Linked DNA regions of Homo sapiens: region 2 is linked to region 1. Evidence: chromatin loops called from intact Hi-C (ENCODE). Cell type or tissue: natural killer cell. All regions are shown on one strand. Links, peaks and the distances in the headings refer to the core of each region. The heading gives the core; the rest is flanking DNA.

What was found. A loop is a pair of places that touch in the nucleus more often than their neighbours do. Peaks named below come from ENCODE experiments on the same cell type or tissue, not always from the same donor. Only the 100,000 strongest peaks of a DNase experiment are listed, where the experiment ranks them.
Region 2: it touches region 1 in a loop (4-fold over the local background); 3 of 110 quality-filtered maps call a loop at or near these places.

Annotation. Positions count from the first base shown.
Region 1 is chr1:16,893,549-16,898,919 of GRCh38, forward strand. RNU1-2 (RNA, U1 small nuclear 2) reads left to right here and starts at 2,432; the gene lies at 2,432-2,595. RefSeq lists enhancers at 1,794-2,727, 2,728-3,660 and a silencer at 2,470-2,549. In natural killer cell, for the core only: no CTCF peak of the experiment used is centred there; DNase peaks (open chromatin) are centred at 2,243, 2,673 and 3,066; H3K4me3 peaks cover 1,396 bases; H3K27ac peaks cover 2,119 bases.
Region 2 is chr1:16,642,488-16,647,858 of GRCh38, forward strand. It overlaps the pseudogene CROCCP2 and the pseudogene MST1P2. Among named protein-coding and RNA genes, the nearest start is that of RNU1-3, 22 kb to the right of the region's middle. RefSeq lists enhancers at 1,897-2,687, 2,118-2,237, 2,328-2,427, 2,688-3,477, 4,189-4,808. In natural killer cell, for the core only: CTCF peaks have their summits at 2,287 and 2,486; DNase peaks (open chromatin) are centred at 618, 1,414, 2,254, 2,974 and 1 weaker place; H3K4me3 peaks cover 1,613 bases; H3K27ac peaks cover 1,728 bases.

The DNA.
Region 1 (5,371 bases), core at 125-5,124:
AAAATCTGGTTTAAATGATAACCTTCCCCAAAACTAAATTACCCCTGTAAAATGAATGAAAGGCCACCAAGTTAGAAGGATGAAAGCGGCCTGATTTCTAGTAAGATGTATGCCTCCTTAAATAATTACCAGCCATTATTCCAGAAGTCACAAGATTGGCAGCTTCCCCAGTTACTGCTGTGAAGAACATCACTATTGTAGAACCTAAGATTGGCCTCTTGAGATGTCTTTTCAGGCTTTGGCATTTCTGACTGCTGGATGGCACCATTTGGCCCGAAAATCAACCAGTCCCTTAGCCCCCACCCAGAAGCTGACTCCATGCAGGAGGGCCATTTTCCATGCCCCTGTGATTTCATCCCCAACGATCAGCACCACGCAAGCCCTAGCCCCCTCCCCACCAAACTATCTTTGAAAAACCCCTTACCTCCAAGCCTTCAGTGAGATTGCTTTGAGTAATAACTCTTGTCTCCCACATGTCGTGGCTGGCCTGTGTCAGTGAAACTCTTTCCTGCAGTGCCATGGTCTCCATGAATTGATTTTGTGTGTACATTGGGCAGGAAGAACCCATCAGGTAGTTACATCTGCAGGATGGTGCCAGTTCTTTCCACAAAGGCTGGTCAGATACCCAGAAAACATTTCTCCACTACTACCTGGACAATGTGTCTCCCTGTCAATCTCCAGGGAATGGGGCCTGGATCAAGTATTTAGTATTCAGCAGTTACTACACTGTCACCTAATCCCTCATTTTCAATATCTTGCCATGCCTTCCAGTGGCCTAACTGGCCACCATGCCACAGAATCTTTATGGTCTCCAAGGAGAACTCTCTACTTGATGTTTTGTGATTTGAGCAATGGAATAGAATCTGATACTGGTGGGCTGGGGGAGGTACCCGGACACTGGTGGGATCTCGACCCCAGCCGTGGTGTCCAGGCTCTTGACACCATCGCGAGAACAAAGTCAAAGATGAGTCAGCAGATAGTGAAAGAAGAGATTTATTGCAAAGCAAAAAGTACACACTCAAGAAAGGGGAGTTCAGGCATACCCAAGAGAGAACAATGGATTCTGGGGTTTCATCTTGATGGGTTTCTTTAACCAAGGAGTGGAATGTTCATGAAAATTCCTGGGTAAAGGTGGAGATTTCTCGGAACTGTGGTGCCATCCATTTTTACATCAAATATTGGTCTCAGAACTGTCATGGCACTGGCGGGTGTGTGATTTAGTATGTTAATGAGCATATAATGAGGGCCTAGGTAAAACCTCCGTCAAATCCAGCACCACATTGGGTCCACTCAGCCTTAGCCAGCTTGGTCCACACCCTGGTTTTTCAGCGTCTTAACAGCCCACAGCCTCAAGTCATGTAAATCTGCTGCCTAGAATTTGTTATCCTGTGACCACCCTGTAGTATTCCTGTCTGAAATCTACTTGTAAATATTCAAATGGTCTTTCACTTGGGCATTCCAACTTTGCTTACTTCACAGTGTTTCCTGCGTAATATATAAGAAAAGATGATCCAGACATTGTTAAACATCTCAAATAAGATGTAGCCCAGGTATTTGTGTCAAATTTGGATTATTTTGATTTCGTCTTTGCAGAATATAAAAAACTAACATGAGGTAAGCACTAAGGTGTGGAGATGGCTGTGCAAGAGATGACAAAGTCCAGCACCACGCTTGAGAGTGTCCAATCATCTCTTCTGGGGCAGCATAGTTTTCTACAATACTGATTTTGGAAAAAAAATCAAAAAAAAAAAACCTACAAGATTCATGAAACTGGACAACTGTCTTTATAACATTACCAGTGATAAAACCAGTAAGGAAGGCTGGTTTGCAGTCATCTGAGCAGCCTCTTTACTTTCATAAACATGGTTTCTCTCGGCTTCCAATTGCAAGTGGAATGCTGCATCACAGGGATAAAGATGTGAAGAGAACCGGTTTCTTCTGTAATCCGAAACATTCTAGTCTGCGAATTAAAAGCCATTATTTGAAGAAGGATGCCCCGGCTCCATCTGGCCACCGAAAGGTTGCTCCTTAACACAGGCTAAGGACCAGCTTTTTTGGGAGAGAACAGACGCAGGGGCGGGAGGGAAAAAGGGAGAGGCAGACGTCACTTCCTCTTGGCGGCTCTGGCAGCAGATTGGTCAGTTGAGTGGCAGAAAAGCAGACGGGGACTGGGCAAGGCACTGTCGGTGACATCACGGACAGGGCGACTTCTATGTAGATGAGGCAGCGCAGAGGCTGCTGCTTCGCCACTTGCTGCTTCGCCACGAAGGAGTTCCCCTGCCCTGGGAGCGGGTTCAGGACCGCGGATCGGAAGAGAGAATCCCAGCTGTGTGTCAGGGCTGGAAAGGGCTCGGGAGTGCGCGGGGCAAGTGACCGTGTGTGTAAAGAGTGAGGCGTATGAGGCTGTGTCGGGGCAGAGCCCGAAGATCTCATACTTACCTGGCAGGGGAGATACCATGATCACGAAGGTGGTTTTCCCAGGGCGAGGCTTATCCATTGCACTCCGGATGTGCTGACCCCTGCGATTTCCCCAAATGTGGGAAACTCGACTGCATAATTTGTGGTAGTGGGGGACTGCGTTCGCGCTTTCCCCTGACTTTCTGGAGTTTCTAAAAGTAGACTGTACGCTAAGGGTCATATCTTTTTTTGTTTTGGTTTGTGTCTTGGTTGGCGTCTTAAATGTTAATCCTACAGTGGAGGGCTGGCGAATAGGAAGTAACATGTCGCCTGCACGCCATAGGAGAAAAAGCGAGCATCAGCCGTATCGGCTTTGTAACACAAATTAGCTATCGTGAAGTCCGCTCAGCTCTTCCCTTTCTACCCTGGCTGCTTTTTGCAGGGATTGGTCCGTGGTCTCCAGTCTCTTGGGTTCTCACCCTGTGTGAAAATCTTCCTGTTTTTCCCTACCCCCCAAGTCACCTCTTACACAGCCTCTGCTTCCAAGCGCAGCCCCCACAGGAGTTTGTAGGATTTCTGTGCTAGCGGGGAGTGTGTTCTCACCTCATAGAGCCAGGTAGAAACTACGCAGATGGGTGCTGTTCTCCAGGAAGAAAGCAGGGCCTTTGGGGCTCTCAGTGTCCCCGTTGGGTTGTAGACATAACACGCTTACTTTGCGTAGGGGAACGGCTCTGCCGGCCCCCAGGTGCCCTCGCGCATATTCATGGAGGCCCGTAGGTCAGAACCGCAGTCTCACCTGTCTTGGCGGAAATGCCCTGCGATCCTCCCGGAGATAGAAGGCGGGAAGTTTTATGAGGAGCCAGGTACAGTTTCCCTACTATCTCCGGCAGTTCATATATCTAGTGTTTCTTCAGACTTTATTTAAGCGACAGCTTCTTGTTTGATGTCTCGCTCCCACATCCTACATCCATTGCCAGGCAACTTTCTAGATAGCACCCAGACCCATCCTTCCCACCCCCAAGCAGCCGTTTCCTATTTCTGGTGCCAGTGTCCTCCCCAGTCCCTCTTTCTTCAGGCCCTCGCTTATCACCTTCATGGACAGAAAATACTTAGCTCTCTCTCAACCTGCGGTTTATACCTGACACGCGTCAGTACCCTGACAAATTCCTTAATACCCTTTCTCAAATGGCACTGAAAATGCATTTCTTTTTAACTCCCAGAAGTATCTAATTGGTTTTGTCCCTGAACTACATGAATACTAGTATTCCACTACAGAGGAAAACCCCAGGCCTAGCGATGGCGGTTCTGGGCATTGTGCCAGCCTCTCCCAGGGTATGTTTTCTGACATCACCTACTTTTGATCAACTGAGGTCAGGAGTTCGAGACCACCCTGACCAACATGGCGAAACTCCGTCTCTACTAAAAATAAAAATAAAAATAAATTGCCGGGCATGGTGGTGTGGGTCTGTAATCCCAACTACTCGGGAGGCTGAGGCAGGAGAATCGCTTGAACCCGGCAGGCGGAGGTTACAGTGAGCCGAGATCGTGCCATTGCACCCCAGCCTGGGCAATAGAGTGAGACTCTGTCTCAAAAAAAAAAAAAAAAAAATTAGTCCATCTGAGACATTGTTGTTGGAGACAGTAGAATCCTGCATCCAACAGGCACTTGGTGCAGATCTGAACCCATTGAGCTATTGGCTCATGTTCCCTATGTTCTATTAAGTATCATGAGCAGAAATTGAGCTCTTTGGCTTTTACCCACTGAGTATGGCTATAGGACAGGTCTCTCTCTCTCTCTCTCTCTCTCTCTCTCTCTCTTTCTCATTATTTGCATCATTATTTTTTGCCATCAGTGTGGGTTTTTGGTTTTGAGGCTATGAAGTGAATTTCTGGGGACAATCTCTGTTGGGTCGTGTTGACAAGGATCCAGTCCCTGTTTGGTGATACATGACAGCTAATCTGGTCTGTGAGTCTTCTTTATTGTCTATTTATTGTCCTGAGAATAATGGTATTTCCTGAAATTTGAGACTGCAGCAATGATAAGTTGTTCAGATCTTGTCTTTCCAATGTTTGGTAAAAATTTTATAGGCCCAATTGTTGTCAATATCTGCAAGAGTGGCATCTCTATTACAAGAGTGATCTTACTACTCAATGTCCCCCCTCCCACCCAACTTCATTTCCTAGGGGCTCTTGGCTTTAACGAATTTACTGTATCTAAAAGACATCTTAGTACAGGAAGAAAACTAAATCTGTAGCATGTAAGGAGCAGTTTTCTTTGATTGGTATATTCAGGTTTCTAACCAGCTGAAAAATTCAAATACATGTCCTTTAAGGATTAAGTTTAAACTACACTACAGAAAGAAGAGAAAAGATTTATATGATCACATATAAGCAATGGAATCAGCAATATGAGCACTTTTCACAACTATATAAATCAAATTTAGTAATCTCCAGAACATTAAGGAAGTTCAGCCCTTAATGAAAATGAATGAAAAGAAATTATTCACCCACTGTTACATGCCCTGGAAAGAGAATGCCCTGCAGGACTCAAAAGGGTACCACAATATTACTCAGATTTTCAGCAATGAAGGCCCTCCAAGGATCTAATGATACTCATATTTTCAGTTTATTTCCTTCACTGATAAACATTGTTAATAGATACCATTGCCTCTGTTTTCACTTTAAGTGATGTTACTTAGCACAATTCATTTCTTTAGAATGCCCCCTAGTTTAGTGAAAGGAATTTTCCTGCTTTATAAATATAGGATATTTTCTCATGAAACAAGTTGGCGTACTCTTTCAGTGAAGGGACTAGACCGATTAGGTCTCTAAAATGTTAAAGGAGTCACTGCCTCCATTATCTTAGGAACAATAATAATCACTTATATAAAATTAAAATAAGAAAATTAAGCCAGGAATGGTGGCTCATATCTACAATCCCAGCACTTAAAGAGTTGGAGACCAGCCTGGGCAA
Region 2 (5,371 bases), core at 67-5,066, 250 kb before region 1:
GGTGTGGAGTAGGTGCCAGGTGCTAGCTGGGCATGAATGTGCACCCGCTCCCTGACCTCTGCTCCCTGACTCTCACAAGGAACTAGCACTGCCTGGAGACAGGAAGAAGCAGCGTACGGAAGGCAGACTCTCTGGCCAGAGATCTCGCAGCCAGGAGCACAGTGAGAACAGAGCCTAAGCCTATCTGTCCAGAGCCCAGGCTCCCTTTCCCTACAACTGCAGCCTCCTTATTCTGCTCTGGCCCAGCAGAGTGAGGAGGGGCCGCCCACCCAGCCATACCTGCCGGTGGCTGCTGGGGGTGCATGGTCAGAAGAGGAAAGATGCGGTTCAGGTAGTCATTCAGCAGCTTCTCCTGCACAATGCCTGAGCCACAAGTCAGAAGGGAGAAAAGGGCCACACGATGAGTGCAGCTCCTGGCCCCTGCTGGCCCCAGAGACTTCTGGTCCTAGGCCAGCCACAGGTGCAGCAAGGCCTGAGGCCTTTGTCCCTTCCTTCTCCTCCCAACAAGAGGAGCCTCCTTCCTTCTCTGCCAGCCCTTACCTGTGACCCTGGATTTCTCAGCATCTGAGGTCAGCCTACAGCTCTTGCGGGAGAAAGACACGCCGGCCCCCTTGGATGCCATCCTTCGTCTCTCATGGGCAGCCAGTGGTCCTGGAGGCTGAGGCAGACACAGAGCCTGTCTACTCAGGGCCAGCCAGGGGCCCCCACACCTGACCTCAGTCCTGCCATGGCAGGAAGTCTTGGGAGCAGGTGAGGCCAGGGGCATGCACACTAACACATAGGACAGGGGAATGCAGGGGCTCCCAGCTTCCTACACAGGCAGGGTAGCCAGGGTCTAGGCCCATGTAACAGGGACCACTTCTTGTTCTCCAGTGTCCCTGTGCCCAGCACAGGGCTGGGCAGAGAGCAGGTACCAGATATATTTTTGCCAAACCATAACAAAATGTCTCAGCTCTGTGGAAATCAGACCAAAATGTCCAAAGTGAGGTGTCCTAGGGGCAGAGCCCCTGTATTCATCTCGGTTGTAAGCCATACTGAGTCCAGCTCACAACCAGAAGCGACAATCCTACACATTCCCCCAAGTGCAGACCACCACTGGTCTGGTCATCTCTAGCCATAAGTCCCACTTACTCCCCACAAGGCTGGAGCCTCTTTCCTCAGCCCTGGGTTCCTCCCTTCTTTTATCCATGGTCCTGATAGTTTCACTGTTCCCACTCACACATGTGGCCTCCCACCTCATCCAAGCACCACCCTTGCCCAGCCCTCATGGCAAACTCCATTGGTCCTCCTAGTGCATCTATCCCTCACATCATGTTGCTGCTGCAGCTGCTCCAAAACCTGCACTGAGTCCCTGGTGCTGGCCTCACTGATGTGTAGCTGTGCTGTCCAACACAGCAGCCGTCATCCACGTGAGGTTACTTAAATTTAAAGTTTTAAAAATTAACAATTCGATTTCTCAGTTGCCTCAGCCACATTTCAAGAGTTCAATGACCACATGTGGCTAACGGTTACTCTATTGGACAGCACAAAGGTAGAACATTCCCACCATCATATAAAGTTCTATTAGACAGCGCAGGTCTAGAGTTTCGCTCTGCAGCACTGCCTTAGCCAGCACTCCCTACTCTGCCGTTCAGTCTCTTATCTCGCCCCAAACAGACCCTCTACTCCCGCCACAAACCCCTGTGGGTCTGCACCACGCCTGCTCCTCGGGAAGGTGATTTTCCCGACCTCGGGCCCTCGGTGGGCCTCCATGATCGGTGCCCCTTCACTACCACAGTAGTTGAAGATCTGATTAAATGCAGTCATTCATTTGATGAGCAGACCTTCCAGACACCCACTCCGGGTGTCAGTTGCTGAGGACCCAGGTGAGAGGCGGACCTTGTCCCCGCCCGGGGACTCCCTGTCACGGCTATCCCGTCCAACCTCGCCGGGGTATCCGGGCTCAGAACTGAACCTACTCCGTCTGGGAGCCCAAGGATGGCTCCCCCAAGTCGCCCCCGCCTGGCCCCAAGCTCCAGAGGACCTGCCAGACCAGCTTCCGCTCGGAGTTTCGCACTCAGATCCCGGCGCTGCAGGTGCCCTCGCAGTGGACTAAACTGGACCGCGAAGGGAATAGCCGGAACCCGCCAGGCTCAGAGCCCTGCCGCCCCTCACTCACCCCGAGCCTCGGCCGCCGCGACCCGGTTCACAACATCCGCCCAACCTCTCGGCTACGGCGTCCGTTCAGGGCCAAATCACGCGCACGCTCGCGCGCTGAGCCTCCAGCCGCGCACGCGCACCGGCCCGCGCCCAGCCTCCGCTAGGGGACCCCCTCCGTGGCTTCCCACCGGGTTGTTCCAGGCCTCAGCTTCGCCGAAAGGCCTCACCACCTCCGACCTCCGCCTGCCCCGGGGATGCTCCCAGCCCTGCTGCGGCAGAACGCGACGTGCTAACCGGAATCCCTAGGCCGCCTGTCTCCTACCCATACTTGGAGGCCCCGCTCAGACGGTCCTGAAAACGTCTGAAAGGCGGTTCCTGCCAGAGTCCCTGCTACCTGTTACCTCCACCCCTATTTAGTCCTAGTGGACAGCTTCGCTCACCTTCCCTGGGATGACACTTCTGGCGGCTGAGATGAGCGAGCCTCTCTGGGCTCTGCCGCCGGGCGTGGGCTGACCTGCCTACAGCTGGGGCCTGATAAGGCAGCAGCAAAAGGGTGGAGGGGAGGCAGTGTTGAAGCTGGGGCAAGTAATTTTCCCCAATTTACAGGGAAAAACCGAAATTCAGAAAAGTTTAATGTCAGCCAGGGGCTGGAACCCAGACCTCTGGCAGCTGTCACTTTCACAATGCCCTTGGGCTGACTAGGCTGCAGAGGGGTTTCACCCCAACCCCAGGGCACCTCAAGTGGCCCCACCAAACCTTCCTAACACCTGACCACTAAGTAGGGAGGCCTCTCAGGGGGCTAGCTGTGCTAGGCCCTTGCAACTGACCTGTGGGACCTGAGGCCTGGCCCCTCATGGCTCCTGTCACCAGGTCTCAGGTCAGGGTCCAGCAGGCCCTGAGCTGACGTGCGGAGCCAGAGCCACCCAATCCCGTAGGGACAGGTTTCACAACTTCCCGGATGGGGCTGTGGTGGGTCACAGTGCAGCCTCCAGCCAGAAGGATGGGGTGGCTCCCACTCCTGCTGCTTCTGACTCAATGCTTAGGGGTCCCTGGTGAGTGCCCCCAACCTTGATCCCCATCTGCCTTCAGGAGGGGCTTGGCCCCATTCTCCTATTCTGGGATGAGAAAAAAGTCAGGGAGCCAGAGGCTCAGTGGGCATGGGGCAGTGACCTTGGCCTCTTGAGCACAGCTGGGAAGCCCTAGGAACACATAGACATGGCCCACTTAGGCCTCTATTAGCACGTCTGCTCTAGCACTGAAGCAGTGTTAGGACCACACAGATGCACGCACACAGCAGGCAGTGACCCCTCCTGAGCCTGATCTACCCCTCTAACCTAGCGTATGCCTTTGTGCAGGTGAGAGCCCAGCTTTGGAGTCTGAATGCCTAGCCAGGGCCCCTGGCTGGGTAATGTGATGGCTCTGAGCCTTAGCATTCTCATTTGAGAGATGAGATGGGGCAAGCTCCATCACCCACTGCTCTCACAGAGCGTGTGTGTTAGATCTGAGCCCGGTGCCTGGGCCACTACACAGAGGCACCGGTGATAACTACCAAGTCTGGGCCTGCTTCCCAGGGGAAATTTTTTGACAAGTATCTGTGCAGGGGGGCTAGACTGGCCCTTGAAAGTGCATACAGGGTCCATCCCAGAAGCCTTGTAGCTTTGATCCCCTGAATGAACAAACTGTGGACATGCCAATACACATTACTGACATGTATGCCCACCTGACCTGCACCCACTCTGCAGGGCAGCGCTCGCCATTGAATGACTTCTAGGTGCTCCGGGGCACAGAGCTACAGCGCCGCTACAAGCGGTGGTGCCCGGGCCTTGGCAGGAGGATGTGGCAGATGCTGAAGAGTGTGCTGGTCGCTGTGGGCCCTTAATGGACTGCCGGTGAGTGGCCACTGGGCATAGATAAGACTGGGGGCAGGGGAGCCTGGGCCGTGGCGTTACCTTGTGCCTTCTTCTCTCCAGGGCGTTCCACTACAATGTGAGCAGCCATGGTTGCCAACTGCTGCCATGGACTCAACACTCACCCCACACGAGGCTGCGGCATTCTGGGCGCTGTGACCTCTTCCAGGAGAAAGGCGAGTGGGGGTGGAGAGGGGCAGGGTGGGAGACAGGGGACCTCAGCCCAAGTTGATCTTCTGTCTCTTGCTCCCAGACTACATACGGACCTGCATCATGAACAATGGGGTTGGGTACCGGGGCACCATGGCCACGACCGTGGGTGGCCTGTCCTGCCAGGCTTGGAGCCACAAGTTCCCGAACGATCACCAGTGGGACAAACACCTTCCCTCCGTCCCGGCCTGGGACCTTCCCCCAGCACACACTATAGTGATGCTCTGGGCCCTCAGGTACATGCCCACGCTCCGGAATGGCCTGGAAGAGAACTTCTGCCGTAACCCTGATGGCGACCCCGGAGGTCCTTGGTGCCACACAACAGACCCTGCCGTGCGCTTCCAGAGCTGCGGCATCAAATCCTGCCGGGTGGGTAAGCGGCGCCGGGTCAAGCTGGGAGAGTGGAGGGACAAGCCCACGCCCATCCACGAACCCACTGGCTCTTTGTCTCCAGCCGCGTGTGTCTGGTGCAATGGCGAGGAATACCGCGGCGCGGTAGACCGCACCGAGTCAGGGCGCGAGTGCCAGCGCTGGGATCTTCAGCACCCGCACCAGCACCCCTTCGAGCCGGGCAAGTACGCGTAGGCGGTATCGGCGCCCTGGGGGCCGGGCTAGGGAAGGTCCAGGACTCCAGGGGCAGGGCTCCGTGTAGGGCAACTGGGCGGGGCCAGATAAGCCAGAGTCCCAGGGTCTTCTTCACGCCCCATTACCGCCCCCAGGTTCCTCGACCAAGGTCTGGACGACAACTATTGCCGGAATCCTGACGGCTCCGAGCGGCCATGGTGCTACACTACGGATCCGCAGATCGAGCGAGAATTCTGTGACCTCCCCCGCTGCGGTAGGCGGCGGGGACCAGGCCTGGGAGGGTACCTGGGAACCTTGGGGAGGGGCGTGGCTTGGCCGGGGAGGTCAGAGGGGCTGGGCGTGACCTGAGAGCATATCCCGTGGAGTACCGTACACCTGGGAAAGGCGGGTTTGGTCCCAGCCCCAGAGGGATCTCAGCTGTCGCTCGGGGCCGGACCTATCTCGGTCCATCTAAGGGTCCGAGGCACAGCCCCGCCAAGAGGCCACAAGTGTCAGCTGCTTCCGCGGGAAGGGTGAGGGCTACCGGGGCA